3 separate regions of the Homo sapiens genome follow, and regions 1 and 2 are each linked to region 3. A link is a contact called in ENCODE Hi-C or POLR2A ChIA-PET data. All regions are on one chromosome and are shown on one strand. The core of a region is the stretch at or near the end of the contact, and the rest is flanking DNA. Distances in the headings are between cores, read along the strand shown.

The links. Hi-C counts contacts between places; a loop is a spot of excess contacts on that map. ChIA-PET counts read pairs that join two places held with the same protein, here RNA polymerase II (POLR2A). Pooled maps may share reads with other maps.
Region 1: a map of natural killer cell shows a loop between it and region 3 (25-fold over the local background). The contact joins the enhancer-like site here to the promoter of NR4A2 in region 3. A Hi-C loop is called at or near these places in 1 of 168 maps with a recorded cell type or tissue (natural killer cell). POLR2A ChIA-PET finds 5 or more read pairs at or near these places in 2 of 52 experiments (activated CD4-positive, alpha-beta T cell and naive thymus-derived CD4-positive, alpha-beta T cell).
Region 2: a pooled map shows a loop between it and region 3 (29-fold over the local background). The contact joins the promoter of WDSUB1 here to the promoter of NR4A2 in region 3. A Hi-C loop is called at or near these places in 1 of 168 maps with a recorded cell type or tissue (naive thymus-derived CD4-positive, alpha-beta T cell), 1 of 37 single-sample maps with no recorded cell type and 13 of 50 pooled maps.

What each region holds. Positions count from the first base shown.
Region 1 is chr2:159,144,113-159,146,812 of GRCh38, forward strand. All of the region lies in intron 5 of TANC1 (tetratricopeptide repeat, ankyrin repeat and coiled-coil containing 1), which reads left to right. Among named protein-coding and RNA genes, the nearest start is that of MIR6888, 41 kb to the right of the region's middle. RefSeq lists an enhancer at 2,659-2,700. Within about 2 kb of position 1,344, at least 3 of the 41 ENCODE cell types and tissues checked have a DNase peak (open chromatin) inside an H3K27ac peak, as active enhancers do; they include natural killer cell, where a contact is called at or near this core.
Region 2 is chr2:159,285,330-159,288,029 of GRCh38, forward strand. It overlaps WDSUB1 (WD repeat, sterile alpha motif and U-box domain containing 1), which reads right to left and starts at 1,374. Exons shown (of 11, transcript NM_001128212.3): 1 at 1,254-1,374. RefSeq lists silencers at 1,208-1,647, 1,334-1,503.
Region 3 is chr2:156,331,410-156,334,301 of GRCh38, forward strand. It overlaps NR4A2 (nuclear receptor subfamily 4 group A member 2), which reads right to left and starts at 1,312. Exons shown (of 8, transcript NM_006186.4): 1 at 1,071-1,312. RefSeq lists a silencer at 1,064-1,263 and an enhancer at 1,494-1,573.

The DNA.
Region 1 (2,700 bases), core at 94-2,593, 2.8 Mb after region 3:
GAGAAAATTGATCCAAACTCTGATAGTCCTCTAGACTTAAGAGGATGAAGACTTTAAGTTGAGTGATGGATGACTGAAGAAGAAAAGGCTAATTCAGGAGGCATTTTGAATGGAGAAATAGTAAGTTTGGTGATAATTTCAATATGGGGTGGATGACATGAAAATTTTGAAGGTAACCTGCATGATAACTATGTTTTGGTATTGCAGACCAGAAACAACAAATTATTGACAGAAACAGAGCAGGTCCATGGATGGATGTTCCTTTTTATTTTTATTTTTCTGAGACGGAGTCTCGCTCTGTCTCTCAGGCTGGAGTACAGTGGCACAATCTTGGCTCACTGTGACCTCCGCCTCCTGGGTTCAGGTGATTCTCCTGCCTCAACCTCTGGAGTAGCTGGGATTACAGGCACGTGCTACCATGCCCAGTTAGTTTTTTTGTATTTTTAGTAGAGACAGGGTTTCACCATGTTGGCCAGGCTGCTCTCGAACTCCTGATCCACTCGAACATCTGATCACTCAGGTGATCCATCTGCCTCGGCCTCCGAAAGTGCTGGGATTACAGGTGTAAGCCACCGCATCCGGCCAATGTTCCTTTTTAAATACTGTTTTTGGAACTCTAAGGAGGGAGGGAATGGTAATGGCTGAGAAGGAGCAGACAGAAACAGGGAAAATACTTGTAAGTAGGAGTCATGGAAGGCAAGAGGATAAGTGAGAAGCAGGTCATGGATAGATAGAGGCAGAGGATTAATGTCAAACCAAGGGCCTGTCTCATTTAGCAGACTAGATTCACAAGTGCTATCTTGGACACTTGGTATTAAGTCAACTTCGAGGTCACATGGTGATAGGTCACATGATAGTGAACTGACGAATGTCGTCAGCAATACTCAGTGTTCTTTAGAGTCTGAGGAGGACGAGAATGGAGGAAAGACTTCTCTATGGAGTGATAATACTTGGTGATCACTAGGGACCTGCGCTCCTCCCCTGGCTTTAAACAAGAGAGAATGATTGGAATGGAAAATGAAAGCAGTAAGGTGCAGGCCAAATTGGGATGGTTTGGTAAGCAGAAAAAGGAAGGGGGTTTGTTGTCATGGAATAGTGAGTTTACAAAAACCTATTTGAGGCAGAAAAATTATGAACAGAAAGTTATGTAAGACATACAAGCACACTTGAAAATAGATATGAACTTGTGAAACCAGAAAATAATCGCAAGGAAGTGCGGGCTCTTGGTGTTAAAGTTGGTAGAGAGAATGACCAATTCTATAGCATCTTGTGGTTTATAAGCTGTTTCTCACACACATTGGTTTTGAGCCTCACAACCTGTAGGAGGTGGGTATGGCCACTTCCCTCACTAAGAAAGTGCAGTTGAGAGAGGTTCAGTACCCAAAAGGATCTGGATGGTGGTTAGCACTGAGAACACCCTGGATTCCCAGACAGTGGCGGAAGATGAGAAGATGGTTGTAGAGGGCACTGATGGTTTAAAGTTATGATGGCAGTCGGGAGCTGGTCAGTTTGTGGACTGCTCCTTAGCATTTGTGCCCCCATATGTGGTCCACAAGGGGGTGAGAAGCTGAATAGAGGCAGTCAGAAGTGATTCAAGAACTTCCCTTTACCTTTCTCCATGCAGTCAGCCTTTCACGCTATGTAATACTGAGGGTTCCATGAATGTGCTGCTGGGGGGAGTATTGTTCTCCACTTGCCTAATGGATTCCCAGGGCATTCTCTCATCTCCAAATAAAGCCATCATACAGCCGTCAGATATTTAAATCTGTGAAATGAAAAGTGAAGTCTTCTCTCCAGCCCTCATCCCACTGGTATTGGGTAATGTACACCCATTATTGATCAGCGATTTAATATTAACTACATGAATGAAAATAGACTTGCTATTTAGAGTGGTCTGTTTGAATTTGACTTGGAGGTGCTTTTGTAGTAACTAGCCTAAAACCATCTGGCTGTTCAGATCTCAGTATTTAGTGAACAGCTATGCAAGTAGACATGTATTTCCATTTCACAGCGTGTCCATGTGAGTTCCTAAGCAACTCATCACTCCCAAGATGGCTCAGTGACACTTCTCCCAGGCGGTCCTTCTGCCAGAGTGAGAAGTTCAGTGAGAGAGGGCTCTGTGCATTAGGGAAGGGAGAGATTCAGACAGCTTCATTGGATTAAGGAATTCAGACTGAAGGGGACCTTTTAAGGGGATGATCACTGGGATGACATTTTAGAAGACAGAATAATATGAAAAGACAGGTGGGAAGCCTTTGGAAGAATACAGTTGCAGTGCCTTAATGGATATAAACATGAAGTAAATAAAATAACGTCTGTCCATTCATCCCAACCCCGGGTAAGGGTTTAGAACTTGGGTAGCAGCAAAGTCCAGGTTGTGCAGTTAAGAGAACAGTTGATCATGAATTTGGGTGTCCCTTTTCCTTTTTTTTTTTTTTTTTTTTTGGAGACAGAATGTTGCTCTGTTGCCAAGGCTGGAGTGCAGTGGCACAATCTCGGCTCACTGCAACCTCTGCCTCCCGGATTCAAGTGATTCCCCTGCCTCAGCCTCCCGAGTAGCTGGGATTACAGGCATCTGCCACTACGCCCAGCTAATTTTTGTATTTTTAATAGAGATGGGGTTTCACCATGTTGGCCAGGCTGCTCTCAAACTTCTGACCTCAGATGATCCACCCGCCTCGGCCTCCCAAAGTGCTGGGA
Region 2 (2,700 bases), core at 124-2,623, 3.0 Mb after region 3:
CTCTGAAAGGGGCAGGTATAACCTTGACTTGTAAAATTGATAATCCTTTGTCCTAGTCTTATTTACGGAAACACCTCTACCAAAGAAAAAAAAAGTCTGGGCGCGATGGTGCACACCTGTAGTCCCAGCATTTTGGGAGGCCGAGATGGGTGGAACACTTGAGCCCAAGAGTTTAAGACCAGTCTGGGCAACAAGGCAAGACCCCATCTCTCTAAAAATAAAAATAATTAGCTGGGTGTGGTGGCGAGCACCTGTAGTCCCAGCTACTCGAGAAGCTGAGGCGGGAGCATCACTTGAGCCCCGGAGGTGACGCCGGCGGTGAGCTGTGATTGCACCACTGCACTCTAGCCTGGGCAACAGAGCAGGACCCCATCAATCAATCAAACAAATATTAAGGCATAAGGAGCATGCCTTTCCCTATCTTCATCTTATCCTTTTAGGATAAGTTCAGCTTCTTTTCTTCGAACATAAACTCCAATAAAGCCTAAAAACCAAACACGAAAATTTCTGGTAGACTATCCCTGTACTGCTGTCTTGAAAACAATCAAGACCAGGTGGTGCTTTCTGGAGAGCTCGCAAATCCCAGCTGTGCAAGTGCGCACAGGTGATTTTCCAAACAAACTCCGGCTCCCAGCCCTCTGCCGCACTCAGCTCCCTTTGCAAGTTCCAGGGCATTCAGTGGGAAGTACCGAGGCCACCGTCAGCTGAACAGTTTGTTTTGAAAAAGCTCTCAGGCCTACCCAGGACCTGCCTTGGGGTAGGGGGGGCGGTGTGGGCGTTCCCTCGGGCCTCGGCTGTCACGCGAACAGTAAATTCCCGGGCACACCAGGTCAGTTGGCCAGCGTAAACACATGAATCCCATCTCATTCAAAGCAAACCCGAAAGGTGTCCAGCGCTCCCAAAATAAAGTCCGCCACTTACACCCCCCATGCACGAAAGACCAGGAATGTGCCCCCCTCTATGAGCGGCCGGGCCTCTGTGGACTGAGCGACCCCAGGCAAGAGGGAGGCCTGGGAGGCAGGGAGCTCACCCGCAAGGGGCTTCCTTCCACCCGACGCCGACACGCCCGCCCTAGCCCCGGGCCAAGGGTGCACGAACCACGCCTCGCCGCACTCAAGGTCCCGGTTGGGCCCTGCTGCGCGGTTAGAACCGGGAAATGGAGGGCTCAGACGCCCCGCGCGAGCAGGCCCAGCCGCGCTTCCCCACCTGCCGCCACCGCCGCTGAGCCGGCCCGTGGGCGCGGCCGCTCTCACCTGCAGGAGCGGGGGCGCGCGGGATCCGCCTTCAAGGTGCCCACGGGCGGTGCGGGTCACGTGCCGCGCAGGTGAGGCTGGCGGGGCGGGCGCCGGCGGAGACCCAGAGCAGAGGGAACAGGCCCCGCCCCCGAACGCCCGCGGGGACCCAGAGCGGAGGGAACAGGCCCCGCCCCCCGAACGCCCGCTGTGACCCAGAGCGGAGGGAGTAGGCCCCGCCCCGCGAAAGCCTGTGGAGACCCAGGGCGGAGGGAACAGGCCCCGCCCCCGGGACCGGCCCCTGAGGCGGCGCATGCGCGCTCTTCCGCCCGGACTGCGAGTTCCTCCCCAGCTTCTGGCTCCTAGGGTCAAGGCGATTTCAGGCTTGGAAAGGGACTTCCGTCGCAAATCTTTCTGTTTTTGCTAAAGCTGCGGTCGCAAGGCCTAGTGATCGCCTGAAACGTCGTTTTAAAGGGGCGTTGCATGGAATGTTCGGCCATCCCTGCTGAAAGTTTTTACCTCTTTCTCCAGTTCTCCACCCTGCACTGTGTACTCCGAGGCCGGTCTCCCAGATTGGCCTTCTCTATTTCGGCCACCCTGGGCGGTCCGTGACTTGGCGTCTTCTGCCCTCGCCTCCTCATTCGGGTTCCCCTAGGGGTCTCTCCCGGGCAGGCTGCCTGCCCCGGGCCCCAGCCCTGCCGTTGGGTGGGTATCCTGAGCTCACTGGAACCCCGGGCGCCTTTTCTTCAGCCTTTCCCAGTGCGTCCCACTGGCTCACGGTAGACTGGTTTCCACGTGTCATTGACTACAAAGTGGCCCTGCCAGTGCTTTTTGAGATAAAAATTATCCAGAAAAAAAAAAGTTCCTGAGCAAATTACCACTTGTTAACTAAATGCACAACATAGTGTGGGACTATGTTCAGATGAAAATCAAAGATACAGAGAGCTTTTATTTTTAATCCATGAGGAAACATTAAAAATATATCAGCCTGTGGAGACCGAAGTTACATTTGAAGAGTAATGACCTAAAATGCTCACATTTAAAGATGAAATTGAGACCGTGGGAAACTATTTGCAATGAAAAAGATTAAGGGGAAAGGGAAGATTAAAAATTAGGATTTTGTGAAGTTCTTGTTAATTTTTTAAAATTAGCGGAGTGCATCATGATTGAGACTTTGAACACCAAATTCCATTCCAAAGTATTGCCAAAACAGTATTTTTCTAAAAACAAGTTTTTGATTGTATAAATAATAGAGCTCTCTGTAGGAAACACAGAATATATAACAGGAAAATAAATAGTCAATAATTACACCCCTCAGAGATCACCCACTCAGAGATAACATTTTCTCTCAGTCTTTCAGAAAAACTAATTTTACAAAAAGTCCTGGAAACTGCCTTTTTAAACAAACTTGTGTCATGAGCTGTTCCCATGTCTAAAATTTCATTAGCTTTTTTTTCTACATAATGGT
Region 3 (2,892 bases), core at 62-2,561:
TCTTTCAGCATCTTTAATGGTCACAAGGCTTAATGGTCACAAGGTGGGAAGAGGGGATCTACTTTTCCAGGAGCTTCTTAGGTCAATTGCAGAGGGGGGACATACTGCTTATATGGTATTGGCACCAATATTAGAAGTGTTTCCCAGCACAGCAAGATGAACACCTTCCCCATAATGCCTTCCACAATCTGCCTTTCTGGAACAAGGCATTCTTGTGTCCTAGCAATTTTCAGATGTTCCCACTTGGAAGACATTCTAGAGCACAGACAATCTTATTACTAATGAAAAAAGAAAGCCAGTATCCTCTCTTTTTATTCTTTCCCCTCCCCCACAATCTTGCTTCATAGTGGTGGTGGGGGTGGGGGGAAGATTACCCAGAAAAAGCAGAAAGGAGACTCGAACCCCACAGCCCTTAGAGATATTCCTGTGTTGGATATTAACCCCCTGGTAGCTCCACAGTTTCATAACTGTACTCTTTACATATTCATATTCTCGCTCTGATACATTCGCAAACCCAAGGACAGCATATGTCAAAACCAGAAATTTCAGGCAACTTAGTAACAGGACACGCTACCAACACCACCCTTACTCAACAATACCCGGGAAACATCGCGCGCTGGCCAGCCGCGGAGACACAGTTCCCAAGCAACGCATAAACTGAAGAACTTCCTCTCCCTGTCAGTTTGTGGGCAGCTTCCCTCGTATACATAGGACTTGGAGTCTCCGTGTTCACAGGCCACAATCAATTCCTCACTAACAGCAAACTTTGCGCACATTTCCGCGGGCTAGTCCTCAGCTCCCAAACTGTGGAGTCTCCCTTCCACGTCCACCAATGAGGAGCCTGGAAACCTCTGTCGAGAGCCAACTCCCCACTAGTGCCAAAGCCGGAGTTCGAACAAATGCCCCCCGGTAACTGCGCGCACGCACTCCCCATCCTTCGGTCCCACTCTCACTAGAAGCCTCTGGCTCCCACTTCCAGAGAACCTGTCCCACACAAGTGGAAAGAAGAGACGTGCAAAAGAAGGAAAAAGCATAAAAGAAGGCGAACTGCATGGGCTGCATCTACTCACTTAGGAGTTCTCCGCGTCTGTCTTCATTCATTCAACTCTGCCGAAGTGCAGTTCCCTCTGGGAGCCCGGGCGCCGGGGTCGGGTAGGGGTGGGAGAGCTGGGCGAAGGGAACCCGGACACCTCACGGAGGGAGGGAGCAGGGACAGGCGGCCGGCTGGACAGGCAAAAGGGACCGCGGAGCCGTGCGCGAGCCGCCGGGCGGACTGGCCCTGGCCGCCAATGTGCCTTTGTTTATGTGGCTTGCGCTGCCGCTGCCAACATGCACCTAAAGTCTCCGCGCGTCAGCGCGCGTCAGCGGCCCGCCGCCCAATCGCCGCGCTGCCGCGCTCCCTGGACTCCTGGCCCGCGCTCGCTTTGGTATATTTCCGACCTGACGTCACGAGCAGGGCCGATTTTAAGGTGGGAACCGCTCTGCGTTCACCTTGGTAGCCAGCTTGGGTGGTTTTTGGTGTTTTTTTTCTTTTCTTTTTTTTTTTCCGAAAGAGGTGTGACCTCTCCCAGGTCTGCGCAGCCCGCAGCGTCGCGACACTTCACTTTCCCCGAAGCCCCTGCGCCCGCGCAGCGGCTCGGCCGCTCACATGTGGGGAGGGTGCAACAAAAGCACCGGCGGAAGGCAAGGCCGGCGTGGCCAGGTAGTACGCACCTGGAGCCGCACGGAATGGGATGTGCCTTGCAGCGCCCTAACCTCTCCCACCCACCTTCGTCACCCCCTTAGCGGAAGAGCGTACAGATGTCCCATGACACGAGACGCTCAGAGGGCTCACGCAGTTCGGGTGGGATTTCCCTACCCGGTTCATCCCCTTTTACTCCCTTTTCCTGTCCCAGGCCTCCTCCTCTTCTGGCATATATTCATTCTAATTATCTCTCTCTCTCACTCTCTCTACCCCACCCCCACCCCCCACACTCCCATCTGAAAGGGAATGGGAGTGGGGGTAGGGCTTATTTTTCTATGTTTCCTTATTTCCATGCAGTGCCCACGTTCGATGGAGGACGTGGTGCTTGCGGGGGGGGGGGAGAGGAAGGGGAGAGGGTAGACAGTGACCGTGACCCAGCTCTTTAGAAACCCCAAAAGTCAGAGTGAAGCGTCGCCCCTTTTCCTTTCGCAGACAATGCAGCCGAGCAGCAGGCAACAGGTGCGCCTTCTGCAGAAAGGTACTCTGATTCCCACCTTCTGCAAACTCTAATACTTTCGATACTCCTCTGTGCCCACCAACTCGTACCCCTTCCACGAGTTTTAAGGGAATAAATCGATCTTCGTTTGAAACACAAGGTCTATCACAGCCTCAATCTTAGAGCCCAGAAAGACTGGACAAGAAAAGCGAAGCGGGTGGGGATTGGGGGCAGCGTCTCCGCAAAGCGTAAGGTGTGAGCCTACAGCCCAGCCAGGAGAGGGGCCCGAGCTGGCTCTGGGAGCGTGTCCCACCCCCGCGGCCGTCCAAGTCGCCGCCGCTTCTGCTTTGCAAGTCATTTCCCCTAGCCACGCCGAGAGCGCAGGGAGCTTTCTAGCAAAGGAAACGCCGCAGCTCCGGAGGGCAAGCCCCCTCCCCGTCTCCCGGCCGGAGCTGGGAGGGCTTCCTAGGGCTTCTCCCGCGGGGCTTCCAGCGGCTGGGCCTTGGGAGGGAGAGTTCGGAGCCGCCCCCGCTTTTCTACTCGCGCAGAGCGTCCCAGCCGCCCCTCCTTTCTCGGTGTGGCTCGTTTCCAGGCAGCCGGGACCCTTTTGCAACTTGCCCCCCTACTCGTGTTCTCAGTACCGGCCGATGGCTCCGTGGAACTATTCGGGATCCCGGGCTGCTCAACCCTAATCTGCAGCCCCGCCTTTGCC